Regions from separate parts of the Homo sapiens genome. Here region 1 is linked to region 2. A link is a contact called in ENCODE Hi-C data. All regions are on one chromosome and are shown on one strand. Each heading gives the region's core, a stretch centred on a gene start or an enhancer-like site at or near the end of the contact. The rest is flanking DNA. Distances are from core to core; before and after follow the strand shown.

Region 1 (7,666 bases), core at 1,208-3,707, 40 kb after region 2:
AGGCCGAGCCTCCCGCAGCTCAGTTCTCTCAGCCTCGAAGCCTCCTGGTTCCTATCCTGCCTTGGGGCTCCATGTGCACTGGCCCACGCTGCAGGGGCCTGGCTGGACCAGTAGGCTTCCTCCCAGCAGCCTTCTTGGGCCCCCCACCAGAAAGAACATATCTTCAGACAAACAGACTTCGCCCAAGACTCCCCCAAACCCCACATTCCAGATCTGTGGGTGAGGGGCCTCTGGGGCCAGCTAAGGTTGGGGTGCTGCCGGGACACCACAGTGCCTGCTCCTGCCCCGGCCCCTGCCCCGGCCGGTTGTCCCTGTTGCTCCGAGGTCACAGCGTGCCCCGCCACCCCCAAGCAAGGCCTTTGCTGTTCTTTGCTTCCGAAGGTGCCTGGGCTCTGTACTGAGAACCTGGCCACTTGGAGTGTTCCCACGTCAAGGGGGAGGAAAGGGCAGGGCCTGGCTGGGACGCTCTGAATCAACCCTTGGCTGGGGCTCAGGCGGGGCAGAGCTGGTGGCTGTCGTTCTGACGTACCAGCCCGGGCCGGACACTCACAGCCACGGGGAGTGTTGATGGCTGTGTCCCCTCTGCCCACCCAGACCCCTGTGCTCCTTGCAGGGCGACCTCAGTCACAGTGCACGATGGCCACGCCCTCACCTACCACGTCAATGAGCTGAGCGATGGACAGGCCGAAGCGGACGAGGACCACGTCCGAGATGTTGGCCACGGGTCGGGACCACTTGTTGTAACCGGAGAAGAGTTTCTTCAGGAGCCGCTCCTCGGCGTGGGCCCGGGTCTCCACATGGCTGCTGGCTGCGGGGAGAGGCAGGCCAGTGGCTCAGGTGCAGGCGGGACAGGAGCCGGGAGCTGTCCAGGAGCTCTCCAGGCTGCCCCAGCCCCCTGCCCAGCACGTCCACTTCCTTTCAGCTCCTCACATGAGCCCTTCCCACCCCAGGACCTGTGTGTGTGCCGGGCGTGCGCTCTGTGTGTGTGTGTGTGCCGGGCGTGTGCTGTGTGTGTGTGTGTGTGTGTGTGTGTGTGTGCCGGGCGTGGCGTGCGCTGACCTCTCTTGGCCTCCGGCTCTCTCCCACCCCTGGGTGTAATTGTGATTTCCTCGGGGAAGCTTCCCAGGCCCCTCAGCCCACGGAGGCCTTCCCAGCACCTTGACCGCACCACAAAACCAGGCGGCGGATGGGCCGAGGACTGCTTTGGGTCTCCTGTCACACTGACTTCCAGGGAAGGGCTGTGTCTCTAGCAGCTGGCGAGTCAGAGGACACTCGGGGGTAACAGCAGCAAAGGAGGGAGTACAGGGCAGCGGGGCCAGCCCAGGCAGGAAGAGGGAGGAAGGGGAAGGAGGATCGGGCCCCCACAAGCGCCCGCTTCCTACGGAACCTCCCCTGGTTCATCAATCCCCTGATGCCCGAGGAGTGTTTCAGATGCAGACCCCAACGAGGTGCCAGCCCCCTCCGCACCCCAGCCTGCCCGTGCTGTTGGGCAGACCCAGAACGCCCCTGATGAGTCGCTCTGGAGGAGCACAGCCCTAGGTCCATCTGTGCTCCAGGTCCGGGGCCCCAGGATCTGAGGCATTCCCCGCCTGTCCTGGGCGCTGCCATAAGGGGCGGGTCTGGGCGGAGGGGGAGACCTCCACCTCCCTGGTGGGTCCCGCTGGCCTGAGAGCGCAGACAGGACTCGGGGAGGGGGAGGGGTCAGTTCTACACCCCTGGGAGCCTTGACTCCCAGCCCAGAGTCCCCACCCGCGACCTTGTCCTTCCTGCAGAAAAGGTGGGTGGCGGCCGCCAAGGGCAGAGGCCACCCCTCTGATCCCCTAAACCGGAGGAAGCAGGCATGGGGGTCTTCAGGGAAATTTAGCTGGATGGATGGGGGAAGGGCGAAGGTGGCCCCACCTCTGCTCAAGTTCGAGCTTTTGGGGCCAGCCCTGAAATAGCAGCGGAACCCCCCACACCCCGCGGAAAGCCCCTTTCCCAGCCCTCCGCATTCGCCGGCGGTCAACTCCCTCCTCGCCTGGCTCAGCCCGGGTGCGAGCGCAGCCTGTGCGGCTGGGGATGGGGAGCCTCGCGGTCGCCCAGTCGCGCGCACCCGCGGCTTGGGACCGCAGTCAGGAGCCTGCCTCCCTCTGGCTCTGGGGGTCCCAGGCCATCCGAACGCGGGCGAAAGGGGGCCCATCCCGCGCCCCGTAACTTACCGCGCAGGAGGCCGGTCCCCAGAAGCAGCAGCAGCGGCGGCAGCAGCCGCGGCGCTCCGGGGCCCCCTAGCTCCATGGCGCACGCACCTCGCGGGCTCTAGATGCGGGCGGCTCCCGGCTCCCCGCCGCTTCGAGGCCCGTGCGCGCCCAACTTCATGCCTCCCGCGCCTCGCGGGCCGCTTCGGCCGCCGGGCCCGGTTCGTCTTCTCCTGTGGGGCGCGGTGCGGCGGCGGCGCGGCAGGGAGCGCCGGGCTGTGGGCTCCGTGGCGCGGCCCCGCCCGGCCCTGCCCGCCTCAGCCGGCTGGGAGGGGGAGCAGGGGAGGGGGGAGGAGGGGGAGCAGGGGAGGGGGAGGGAACGGAGAGTGAAAAGGGAGGAGGGAGCAAGGGCCAGGGAGAATGAGCAGGGATGGACCGCGCGCCCAGGGGGACGGGGAGGCTGCGCTGGGCCCCGGGCGGGGGTAAAGTTTCCTTGTTCTCCTGGGGTTCGAGACGTGCCTGAGCCGGGGACGGGGACCCCGGGGTCACTGAGTGCGACTGGGGGGTCCCGGAGTCAGTCTGACCTCCCTCCCCACATCTCCAGCCTGGGCGCCCGCTCCCTGCCTGCAGGGGTGGGGGGCACATCTAGGGGATCCGGCGCAAGGAGGGGCACCCCTAGCACATCTGGGTTACTCCATCGCGCCAGCCGGTGTCTGCAGCCTGAAAATCGCGTCTCTGGTCTTGTTCCCCAGCGAGCCGTTCAGGACTCTCTGTCCGCCTGCAGCCCCCGCCTTCCCTGGTACCTCCGCAGAGACCCAAGAGGCGTCCAGAGGGGAGCCCAGGCGCACGGTCCCCAGGGAGGGGCCCCGCCCTCAGGTGGGTGCCGAGGTGGCCGCCCACAGAGCAGCAGGTGCGTTGGAGGAGGGGCGCCTTGTGCGGCTGAATCTCGTGTGCAGGAGGAGAGGGCGAGGCTCTGCAGAAACATCAGACCCGGCCATCCCTGTAGCCGCGCCCCTGGCCCAGCCTCAGGCTCTGCAGCTGGGACACAGCCCCCGAAAACGGAGATTTCCGTCGTCGGTAATGGAAGGCAGAGCAGAAGGGGCTGGAGAGGTCCGGTGACCCTCCGCATTCACGCCCCTCCCTCCAAGGCTGCAAGGCTGCTGGTCGGGCGAGGGGGCTCCGTCAGGAGTTCCCTGCAGCAACCCCCTCTCCAGCACAGGCCTCTGGAGCCCTACAGCTCCTGCCCCTCCCATCGCTCTCCCATCTCCCCTGTCCCTACCCCCTACCTTCCTTCTCCTCCTCCCCCCAGCTTCCCTGAGCAGCCACTGCTCCTGCCCACCCCTCTCCCCCCTCCCTGCCCACCTCTGGTTCCAGGTTGAGCTCATGGCTCCTCATACACCTGCTTTGGGACGGGCAGGAGCTCTTCCTCACTGGCCAGAGCTGTCTGTCCGCTCTGTGGGCAGTGCCTACAATTAGAGCTTTCAGAACACACAGCCGCTGCACAGTGGCTGGTCCAACGACGACACTGCCCTCCTGAATTGCCTGGTCCAGCGACAACACCTGCCCTGCTTCTGTGGCCTTCCCACATGCTGGTCCAAGCAAGCTGGATGCAGGGACCCCCTGCACTTCCACGGCCCCCTTGAGGTGGCCTCTTCAATTGTCCCTACGTTACCAAAGAGATAACACAGGTGCGGAGAGGCCGAGCGACTTGCCGAAGCTCACAGTCAGTACTGGGATTCCAACCCAGGCCATCTGGCTTTAGGGTCTGCACCCCGGCCTCCTGCTGGCCTCAGATGTAGTTTTGGGCTGACGTGCCCTCACTGGGACAGCCTCCTGGGAGATCCCAGGTCTACTTTCCTGAACTCTTTCCTGGAGCCATGGGTGTCTGCCACCCACCCTGCTGACGGCTCTCCCTCAGACCACCCTGCAGATCCAACCCTCGATGGTTTCAAGGGCCTGTTTCCCTAGGCAGACTGAAGTCCCCCAAGGAAGGATTCCCTCTCCTCCTCCTCCTCTCCTTGCTCTTCCCAAGCCCCTGGGCAGTGCAAGACCCTGGTCCTTCTGGCCTACATGAAGCCCCTCCATGGGCCAGTTCTGTGCCAGGAACTAGAAGGTTCCAAGCTGGATGGATATTTGGGCTGAGCAAGCAGCTGGTAAACACAGGGAGGGGAGAAGAGCAAAGTCCCCCGAGGCCCCGTGAGGGCAGCCTGCTGACCTCTGACCTCTGACCCACTCACAGAACCCCACCCCCGCTCCCTGCGGCACAGCCCATGAGGCTCTCTGCTTAGGAAGGGGACAGAGAGGTGGCAAGGCCAGCGGTTCCCGCATGGTATAGACTGGCCTCTGCCCTTTGGTTCAGGCCCCACCTTGGTGAGAAGCCCCTGCCTGTGGTGTCGCAGAGCAAATGCCATTGGCAGAGCCAAATCCACATTCTTTTGTGAGTGGAGAGGCCAGCCGTGCTGCGGTCCCTGCTGGAGCCCCTGTGACACGGGGTTATCGTTTCTCTGACTTGGCAGCTGGCCGAAACGGGGCTCTTCTGCTGATAAAGTGATGTCCACTCGTGGGTTCCACACCCTCGTGGGTGCCTCACCCTCCCGTGGCAAACCAAAGACCTCTTTGGGAAGAGGACACCCCTGCTCCTGCACTTGGGCTCATGGTTTCCCCCTGGACTTGTTAAAATCGAGGCCTCCTGTGGAGATTATCTGGGGTCACAGCAGAGCGGGGGGCGTGTGGTGAGCTGGGTGAATCCCTGAAGGGCCACGGGTGTCCACTCAGCCGTGCGTGGGGGCGTTTGTTTAACTCCAGATTCTGGAGCTCCACCCTCAGAGACTGTTCAGTCTGGGGTGAGGCCTCCAAATCTGTGGCTTCCACCAGCCATTGCTGGCAGCTCTGATGCAGGCGGCCCCAGAGTGCCCGGAGAAATGTCAGCTTAGAGCCACTTGGCCCAGGGCTGATGTGGAGGGTCAGGGTTCCCCACCGCAGCCAGGGCTCAGCCCGAACCTGGTGTCCTGGCCTGGGGCAGGGGCTGGAATTTGTCCCCCGTTGGTGCAGGGGAAGAGGCCGTGGGCCTCGGCAGGAGCCTAGCAGAGGCTCTGAGACTAAGCCAGCTTTGCCTTTTCTGTCTCCTCCTCACTTTTCTAACAAAACAGGCCCAGGCTTCCACAGGGTCAAGCGGTCTCAAGCCGGCGGCTCTCCCTGGTGGATTCCTGCAGGTGAGTTCACTCTGAGAGCTCAGCCAGGGCCAGCAGGCCTGTCTCTCCCGGAGCCAGGGGCCAGGCCGGGTCAGCTGGACGCCCGGGGCTCTGGTGACACAGCCCTGCGGCCGAGTGCACACGCTCACACACATCTGTCCAACCTCACTGGCTTTCCCTTTGGATTTGCTAATGCAGCAAGATTAATCAGGTCTAACTCATTAATTTGCACAGCCCCTCCCTCCCACCTGCGCCCGCTGGAGAGCGCTGGTTGTGGGAACCCAGTAATCACCGAGGCTGAATTAGATTCCTACTCCACATCCTGGCCCTTGCCTCTGCTGCTCCTGAAATTGCTGCTTCAAAGGAAACAAAAACTCTGGATTCAAAGTCCAGTGAGACCAGATTTGGGGGCACAGCTTTTCTGTGGCCTGAGCCGCCCTAGGGGGCTTGCGGGTAGGTTGGGGGACACTACCAGGCCCTTGCAGACACCAGCCCCCGCCCCCCACCCTGGGGGACACAACCAGGCCCTTGCAGACACCAGCCCCTGCCCCCCACCCTCCCCATGTCACCACCAACTCCAGGCTGCCACTGGCTACGGTGCAAAGCAGCTCCCCTGGGAGCACGGCTCTGGGGGTGATTTTTCTCTCTCCCTCACTGCTGTCTACCTGCCCATGGTAACCGAGGGTTTGTAGTAAAGGTGAGCATTGCGGGGCACCAGCTGAGCCTGAGCCGCACCCAAGGAGATGGCTGTGGGAGGCAGGAGGCATCCAGCCCCAGGTCCCAGTGCTGGGACGCGCTGTGGGCTCAGCCCATGGACAGGGGGCCCTGCCTGTGCTCCCATCCCCCCCAAGGGCCTCCCCCTCCTGCAGCTGGGCCTCGCCCATCCCTACCGTGCTCTGTGGAAACTCTGTCCCACCCAGCACCCCTGAGAGAAAGGGGAAGCCCGGGGAAGGGCAGCACTCCCCCACCTGCTCTGCCCGACTGTCTTCCTGGCACTCTTCACACCAAACGTCATGCGTCTGCTCTCTGCTGGCCTCCCCTGTCCCCCACCTGCCAACAGTGCCAGTCCTTGAGGGCAGGTCTGGGCTTGGCAGGCGAAGCCTGGCTCTTGGGCCACAGTGACCACGTGGACAGATGGACGGATGCCTGTCCAAGGGCTAAGGGAGGGTTGGCCCAGAGCAGGCCTGTCACCAGCGGCCACCTCACCCCTCCCTGGAGTGAGGACCCATGTCTGCAAGGAGTCACGGGGCCCAGGAGAGGACTGAGGAGGGTTCAGGACAGGTGGGAGCAGAAACGCTGGGGCCCCGGAGACTCAATGCTGTCAGTTCTCACCACATTGACTTCCCTGTCATCCACCAGGACGGGCGGAGAGTAACTCTGTCCTGTAGCCTCCGTGAGTCTGGGAAGGCCTCCTCGCCCTCCCGTGGACCCGGGGGTCATGCTCACCGCCTGGTGGCCCCCAAGCACCCCTCCCTGCCAGCCCTGCCATGGGGCCCCCCCTGGAGACAGAGTGCACCCGGCCCTGCGGGAGTCCCGGCTGCTGTTCCTTCTGGGGCTATCAGGAGAGTCGGGCCTGGGCTCAGCCCCTCTGTGGGGCCAAGTCACTCGCACCCCTTCTGTGGGGCCTGAGCCCCATGCTTTGCTGCTCACCTGAGTCTGGCCTGCGTCCCTCCGACCCCGTTCCTCTGAGGCGGGAAAACGAAGAGGCCACACAAGTGAGCAGTGTCACCTGCCCCTTCACAGACATGAGCACCCCATGGATGAGAGTGGCCTCCTGGAGCCTCACCAGAGCCCAGGTGCTCCCCACTGCATCCCCAGGCCTGGCTCCCTGCCCCCGGCTGTGCTCTCAACTCCCTGCCCTCGGCTGCGCTCCCAGCTCCCTGCCCTCTCCTGGTGCTCCCTGCCCTCTCCTAGTGCTCCCTGCCCTCTCCTGGTGCTCCCTGCCCTCTCCTAGTGCTCCCTGCCCTCTCCTAGTGCTCCCTGCCCTCTCCTGGTGCTCCCTGCCCTCTCCTGGTGCTCCCTGCCCTCTCCTGGTGCTCTGCCTTGCAGGGAACAGAGAGTGCTTTCCCTCGGGCTGAGAGAAGAGATCTTTGAGCCCCTGTCTTTGTCCGTTTTGTTCAGCACAGGTTTTGAAGACCGTTAAGTGTAAGAGAAACATGGGAATCGGGCCCGGATTGCCAAAGGGGCAACATGTTCTCCTCACACCCCCTCTTTCCCCACCTGCAGCTGCTTCCATCCCGGGCCCTGCTGAAGCTGCCTTTGCTGAAAAGATGTAGGGCACAGCCGCTGGGGTGATAGTGG
Region 2 (7,172 bases), core at 3,737-6,236:
CTCCCCTGCCATCTCTGAGGGTCCCTCGGTGCCCCTTCCCCCACCATCTTCCCCAGGGTTTGACCTGATGGTGGCCTTCAGCCTGGTGGAAAAGGCTTATGCGTCCATCCGGGGCGTGGCCATGGAGCCCTCTGCCTTCGGTGGGACCCCGACCTTCACGCTCTTCAAGGACGCCCAGCTGACAAGACGGGTCAGGTGTGAGGGCAAGGGCTGGGGTGGAGCTGGAAGCCCAGGCTGGGGCCGCTGAAGATTAGGAGGACATGGTGGGGGGGCGGGCATGGGCCGGAGACCTCCTGGAGGCTGTGGGACAGGGCAGCGCTGCTATGTCAGCAAACGGCTGACTCACCCCAGTACTCACACTTCAGAAATTCACATTTTACAAATTAATAAAATCTCCATGGGCAGAGTGAGGCCAGCCCCTTGGCATATTTTGGCAACCAAGTATGGATCTATTTCCCATGTGAGCTGAGGGCTGATCAAACACGCAGGAGCCCCAGACTGACCTGAGGCGATGGGCCAAACTGCCAGTAGCCGGATTTAGAGGAAGCGATCACTCAAATAGCTTTGCATGAGATTTGGGACAATTCCTGATATCTCATGACCACCCTCCCTTATTTACAGAGAACAGTTGTTCATCGTGACCCTGAACTGTGATATAAGCTGCATGACAGTTTAAGTTAAAATGGTTGATGATAAAGGCGGAAGCCAGGTGTGGTGGTGCACACCTGCAGTCCCAGCTACTGGGGAGGCTAAGTCCAGGAGGTTGAAACCAGCCTGGACAATGCAGCAAGACCCCATCTCTACAAATAAACAAACAAACTTAGCTGGGTGCGGTGGCAGGCACCTGTATTCCCAGCTACTCGGGAGGCTGAGGTGGGAGCATGTCTGTCTCAGGAGACGGAGGCTGCAGTGAGCCAGGATTGTGCCACTGTAGTCCAGCCTGGGCACCAGAGCAATACTCCGTCCCTTAAAAAAAAAAAAAAAAAAAAAGAAGTTACAAAGGAGAGTTATATTCTGTAACAGAGATTTTAAAATTATAGAAATATATATATTTAAAAGCTCACCTAGCACTGTTGGGGCTTAGGAATGTCTCTCCCAGCCTGTTTTGTCCCCACACAGCCGCCGGCCCATGTGCTATGCTCGGCCCTGGCCCCCTGGTCACCACGGTGTCTTCGTGGCTGAACTCGATGACTGTTCCCCGGCTTCCCTCACCATCCTCTCCCTCCCCCCAGTCTTGCTGCACATGCCCCCTGTGCTCCGCCCCCATGGCAGTTTCTCTTCAGGGTGGTATAGTTGCCCTCTGCCCTCCTCTCTGGGCAGCAGGCTGCAGAGCCCTCTTCCTCCATGGCCTCAGGTGGTGTAGACGCCCCCCGCCCCCCTCTCCTCTTCCTCGGTGGCCTCAGGTGCACGTACTGAGCTGGGTGTTCTTACGGGTGGGTGAGGTGGGAGCTCTGATCGCCTGCAGCCCGAGGCAGCTTCAAGGCCTCCTGGGTGCCTCCCCAACCTCTCTGCTCTCAAGCAAACCCTCCTGGGACCAGGCAGCCTCCACAGGGTGGCTGTTTCCATGAGTCCCTGTTCTCAAATGAGGGCTCCTCCCAGCCTTGTGGCATGAGCAGGCACTTCCCATGCCTGTTTGCCCTTCCAGAGCTCACAGCCTGAGAAGTGGGGGCAGATGGTTCTCCAGGTGCGGCCACCCAGGGTGGACCCCCGTGAGGGTTGCCACACCAAAAGAGGAGGGCTCCTGCTGTGTGGGGTCGGGAGGCTCCTGAGGTGGCATCACAGGTGCCCAGGCCCCAGACCAGTCTGCTCTCGGGATGGCAGGAAGGTGGCTGGGCATCCTAAGAGTGAATGGAAGACAGATAGGAGGCTACGGCCATTGGGACCCCAATTCTATCAGGGGCCCGAGACCCTGCTCCCTGGACCCCGATTCTATCAGAGGCCCGAGACCCTGCTTCCTGGAACATTAGGGGACCAAGACCCTGGTCCCACCCCTCAGGGTGTCTGGCTGGGCACTGGCCAGGACCCACTGGGCGGTGCCAATGAGTGTGAGTCGGGGGAGCTGCTCCCGAGAGCAGAGCTGCCTTTCAGTAGTGATCCTGAGACTCCCCTGTGGGGTGTCCTGGGCCGGCACCCCTCACCCTCACGGGCCCCGGGAGCACGGGTCTTGGTGAGCCCTTGCTGGGGTCATCTGGGATGTGACCTGGGATGGCCCTGGGCCTGGCGCCTCCAAGTACTTCTGTTGAATCCTCCTCATTCAATGGGAGGGATTCTGTCCTTTATGTACCCCATGTTACTCATGGGGAAACCAAGGCAGGGAGGCCCCAGTGTGGCCTCATAGACCCTCAGCTCTGTGGAACCACCAGTCTGGGCTCCTAGGGAGCCAGCGGCCTCCACGCTCAGTCTACAGCTGGGAAGGGTGTGCGGGTGCAGGGGTCCACCATGACCCTCAGAGCAGCCTCAGGGACTGGCACTGGGGCTGGGGCTGGGCGAGCGGATCGTTCTGCCAGGTTTGGCTGCCCTTGGGTCTGCTCATGTGCCTCTCCCTCCCCCAACCCCCACAGTGACGTCTACCCAGCCCCCCTACCTCCAGAGCACACCATCGTCTTCCTTGTGCGCCTACTTCCCGAGACACCCCGTGAGGCCTTCGCGCTGTGGCAGATGACAGCCGAGGACTTCCAGCCCCTCCTTGGGGTTCTGCTGGATGGTGACGTGGGCCCCGCGTCGCCCCCAGCAGTCAGGAGGAGTAGGGGCAGGGAGGCCCCAGAGCCCTGGGAGGCCTTCAGAGGAAGTCCAGCCTCCAGGCCAGGCCCTCAGCACCCTCTGGGTGGGAGGCAGGTGTCCCGGGCAGGGGGCTGTGGGCCACATTGAGGGTCACCTCCAGCTTGGCACCCTCAGGGCTGCTCCTGTCCTGTCGTGGGGGCCGCCCTGCTCAAGGTATAGGCCCGGCTGGTTGCAGCCCGTTCTCACCTGCTCCACCCCTTCCCTGGCAGCCGGGAAGAAGTCCCTGACCTACTTCCACCGTGACCCCAGGGCTGCCTTGCAGGAGGCCACCTTCGACCCGCAGGAAGTGAGGAAGATTTTCTTCGGGAGCTTCCACAAGGTCCTGGTGCAGCTCGCGCCCCTCTCCCCCGTTCCCCCAGCTCTGGGGCAGCCCAGCCCCACAGGGACCTGCCGGATGCCAACTCCTCTCCCTAGGAGAGCAGGACCTTCCTTGGGAGGGAACATTGACCTGGGGCTCTGTTCCTCTACCCCAGCTCTTCCATCTTAATTGGAGTTGAAGAGCCTCCCAGCCCATCTCTTTGGGACCCACAGACCCCGGGAGGCTCCTGCAGCAGGTGCCATTTGGTCCATTTTACAGAGGGGAAGCCGAGGCCCAGCAAGGGGGGGTTCTCCCAGGGTCCCCCGAAACCTGAGGTGAGGTCAGGTTCCTGACCCCAGGTCCCAGGGATGGGTGTTACTCCCCAGCCCTGGCCTGGCCTTGGGGGCTCAGGTGGGCACCGGCCCCGCCTGGGCTGTGGAGAACCTCCCGTGCCGTCTCACAGGTGCACGTGGCTGTGGGCCGCTCCAAGGTCAGGCTCTATGTGGACTGCCGGAAGGTGGCTGAGCGGCCCCTTGGGGAGATGGGCAGCCCACCCGCTGCGGGCTTCGTCACGCTGGGGAGGCTGGCCAAGGCCAGGGGCCCCCGGAGCAGTTCGGCCGCGGTGAGTTGGGCCCTGCCCACCTGCTGGGCCACGCTGGTGGGGGCTGGCAGCCTCTCTGAGCCCCGGGGCTGAGCCGGCTCCCCTGCGTTGCAGTTTCAGCTCCAGATGCTGCAGATCGTGTGCAGTGACACCTGGGCCGATGAGGACCGGTGCTGTGAGCTCCCTGCCTCGGTGTGCCCCGTCCCTTGCCCCTGTTCCACGAAGCAAGTTAGGGCAAGTGCCCACTGAGGGTCACAGTGCCTGGGGTCAGTTGGCCTGTCCAGATTGTCACCGTGCTGGGAGAGATCAGGGAAGGCTTTCAGAGGAGGCAGCCTCAGGGCCAGTGGATGAGCCCAGAGGGGCTGGACAGAGAGTCCTGGAGGCCCTGGGGCAGGCTGGGAACCCCTGGCTGCACTCAGGGCCATGCCCACCTCTGTGGGCCCAGCCAGGTGCAGATGAGTCAGGAAGGGGCACGTGGCCAGGCCAGAGAGCCCCTCTCATCCTCAGTGACTCCTCTGTATACCCTGTGCTGGGCTTGGCCATACTGGGGGCCCAGACGGGAGAGAGGGAGGGAGAAGGCACCATTCTGTCCTGGGGCTCATGCGGACAGCGTGGCAGGGTGGGAACCCAGGGCCGGCTGGACACACAGGGGCTCAGTGGCCTGAGTCCTGGACCTGCCCACTATGCACTTGGGCCCCTGACCTTCGCCCCTGCCTCCCAGGTGCGGGTCTGGAAGTCTCCCTGGAGCCCAGGTGTCATTGGCTAATCTCAGCTCTAGGGTCAGGCAAGAGCCAGGGAGAGGGTCTCTCTAATGGGCAGGGTCTCTCTTCTTCCAGAGGGATGGAGAGACCTGCCCCGCCTTCGTGTCTGCCTGTTCCTGTTCCTCAGAGACCCCTGGGCCCCCAGGACCTCAAGGACCCCCAGTGAGTCCAGTGGCGTCTCCTTGGGGTGACCAGGGAACACTGGCCAATGTATTGCTGCCACTGGTGGATGTGTAACCCAGGCCCTCCCGCCCCGGTCCATGCCCCCGTCCTGCCGCAGAGTTGGGATGTATTTCATGAGCCTCTTCCCTGCTGTGCCCGCCCTGGGCCAGGAGACAGAGGCCTGGCCCAGCCCCTTCCTTCCCCCAGGCTGGGCCTCCCCTGCGAACCCTCCTCTAGTGCGGAATCCAGTGATTCTCACTGTCAGGGTTGGGAAGGGGGGCCAGGCGCAGCTCCTTCCTTCCCCCAGGCTGGGCCTCCCCCACGAACCCTCCTCTGGCGTGGAATCCAGTGTTTCTGAAGTGTGAGGCTTGGGACGGATCCAGGCGCAACTGGGATCCAGAACTGTGCTGTGGCCACAGGGTGTGACGTGGGCCGGCTGTGAGTCACAGCCACTTGGACGGCCACTGTCCTGGGTGCTGGCAGCCTAGCTCACCTGCAGCAGGAGCTATACGGGCCCTCTACCCAGGCCTCAGGGAGGCGGCCCTCCAGGCCTGGACCCCTGCCATGGGGTGGGTCCTGAGAGGTCCTTGGACCTGCCATGGCTGCAGCTGCCTCTGCTCACCCCAAGGTTCCAGCGCCCCACAGGTGACGGCTGGGGCTTCCAGAGCTGGCTCTGGGACCGGTCAAGCACACTCTCTCTGAGCTCAGTGTCCACAGCCTTGTCTACTCAGGGGGCCGGGGTTTGAACCCAGAACTGCCTGACTATGAGAGGGAAGGATGGGCTAGTGCGTCCTTGCCCTGGAAACCCCTTCTCTTCCCCTTGACAGCAGTGGACAGTCTGGGGCTGGGTGGGGCATGGGGCTCAGGGTGGGCCAGGCATGGGGCTCAGGGGCTGGTCTTTGCTCCTCTACCTTGGTTGGGTAGTTCTGGGGGCTTAGCCCTGTTTGTGCCTCTGCAGGGCCTCCCTGGGAGGAATGGCACCCCAGGAGAGCAGGGCTTCCCAGGGCCCAGGGTAAGTTTTGGGGAGCCCTGGGAGGTGAGGGGCCTGGATCGTACCTACCAGAAGAGAACACCCCTCCCAGTGCATTCCTGAGAGTGCAGGGAGCTGCACGCAGCTTCCCTAGGCAGGGTGGGGTCTCCCCAAGCTGCAGACAGGCAGGGACCCCAGCACCCCAGGAGTCCAGGGGGTTTAGGCTGGCCTCCCCCATGTGCCTGCAGGGCGCCTGGCCCAGGCCTGGTTATGGTGCAAGTCCCCTTTTCACCCAGATAGGGAGGATGAACCCCATGGCCCAGCAGGGGAATCTGAGGCTTGGGGAGGTGAGGCCACCTGTCCTATTGGCCCTGAAGGCCGCCCTTGATTTCCATGGGGCAGGCATGAGCCAGATGCCTTCTGTGTGCCGGGCTGGGCCCAGGAGCTTAGGCCCACAGAGTATTTTCAGATGTCTCTAGGCTCAGCGCATGCGCGGCGTGCAGGGAGGTGTTTCGGGGGCGGAGGTTCTGGTTCTGCGGAGAGGGATGTTGAAGACAGCGCGCCCAGCGATGGCAGCAGCCCCCCACCCCAGGCGCCAAAGGGCCGCCCTCCAGGCTCGATTCTAAACATTTACCTAAACCACGGTACTGCACAAGCGTGACACAGATGCCGAAGGCGTGGTCGGCATGCAGCAAGGCCGCCCTCCTCCCGACCCCGACACCCACCTCTCCCCCGGCAGCCTTCCAGCGAGTTCCACATCCCCGTGAGCAAAGACGTGCGCCTGGCTCTGGCGGGGCTGTCCTTTTGCACCTGCGCTGCCATATTCCCTTTGTCTGCGGTTGTGCTGGAGCCTCAGAGCACATCTCAGGCACAGAGTCCCTAGGACAGTCGCTGGGTGGAAGGGCACACGCCCCTGTGCTTTGGGGTGGATGTCCCCACACTGGCCCGGCAGAGCCGTGCGAGGCGCTCCCCCGCGACGAGCCAGCGGTGACCTCCCACCCCCATCTTGCATTCCTGGCTGCTTTGGGAGCCGCGTCTGATAGATGAAAATGCATTTCTCTTCCAAGCAGCGTGAATGCCCTTTGAAAGTTGCCAATATTTTCTTGCTGGAGATGTCCTCTGACTTCTTCTCCACCGTTCTTTTTTCTTAATAATTTGTGGGCACGCTTTTTACTTGCTGGAACCAGCCCTGTGTCTGTGATGTGAGTTTTGACTGCGTTTGGCATTTTCTTGTCTTTTGACCTTGTTTGCGACGTGCGTTTCCATACAGATTTTAAAATAACTTTTACGTAGTCCATGTTACTGCTCTGTTCTATGGCTTCTGAATTTTGTATCCTGTTTTAAAAGATCTTTCTTATTCCGAGAGTAGAAATCGCGCCTCCTCCTGGTTCCTCCTGGTGCTTCCAGGCACTTTTCGACACTCCCAGGTGGATTCGTCTAGAGCTGATTTTGTTACAGCACTGGGGAGGACAGAGGACGGGGAGGACTCCAGCTTCACCTCTTCACAGACCACCCCTGGTCGCCTGAGTCGTTCATTACACAGCCAGCCCCTTGCAGAAGTTGAACGCCCTGGCTCTCGTGCTGTCCTAAGGCCCCTGT

The links. A loop is a pair of places that touch in the nucleus more often than their neighbours do. Pooled maps may share reads with other maps.
Region 1: a loop to region 2 is called in a map of thyroid gland, with 2.3 times the contacts of the local background. The contact joins the promoter of CHRNA4 here to the enhancer-like site in region 2. A Hi-C loop is called at or near these places in 7 of 168 maps with a recorded cell type or tissue (HepG2, heart right ventricle, left cardiac atrium and 4 more) and 2 of 50 pooled maps.

What each region holds. Positions count from the first base shown.
Region 1 is chr20:63,358,892-63,366,557 of GRCh38, forward strand. CHRNA4 (cholinergic receptor nicotinic alpha 4 subunit) reads right to left here and starts at 2,458. Exons shown (of 6, transcript NM_000744.7): 1 at 2,199-2,458; 2 at 657-808. The coding sequence starts at 2,274. LOC100130587 (a long non-coding RNA gene) reads left to right here and starts at 1,097. Exons shown (of 5, transcript NR_110634.1): 1 at 1,097-1,278; 2 at 2,927-3,050; 3 at 5,324-5,386; 4 at 7,592-7,666. RefSeq lists an enhancer at 2,566-3,199.
Region 2 is chr20:63,316,497-63,323,668 of GRCh38, forward strand. It overlaps COL20A1 (collagen type XX alpha 1 chain), which reads left to right. Exons shown (of 36, transcript NM_020882.4): 21 at 57-195; 22 at 2,562-2,704; 23 at 2,991-3,100; 24 at 3,543-3,701; 25 at 3,795-3,872; 26 at 4,517-4,603; 27 at 5,562-5,615. Among named protein-coding and RNA genes, the nearest start is that of COL20A1, 27 kb to the left of the region's middle. RefSeq lists an enhancer at 4,442-4,942. Within about 2 kb of position 4,987, at least 2 of the 41 ENCODE cell types and tissues checked have a DNase peak (open chromatin) inside an H3K27ac peak, as active enhancers do.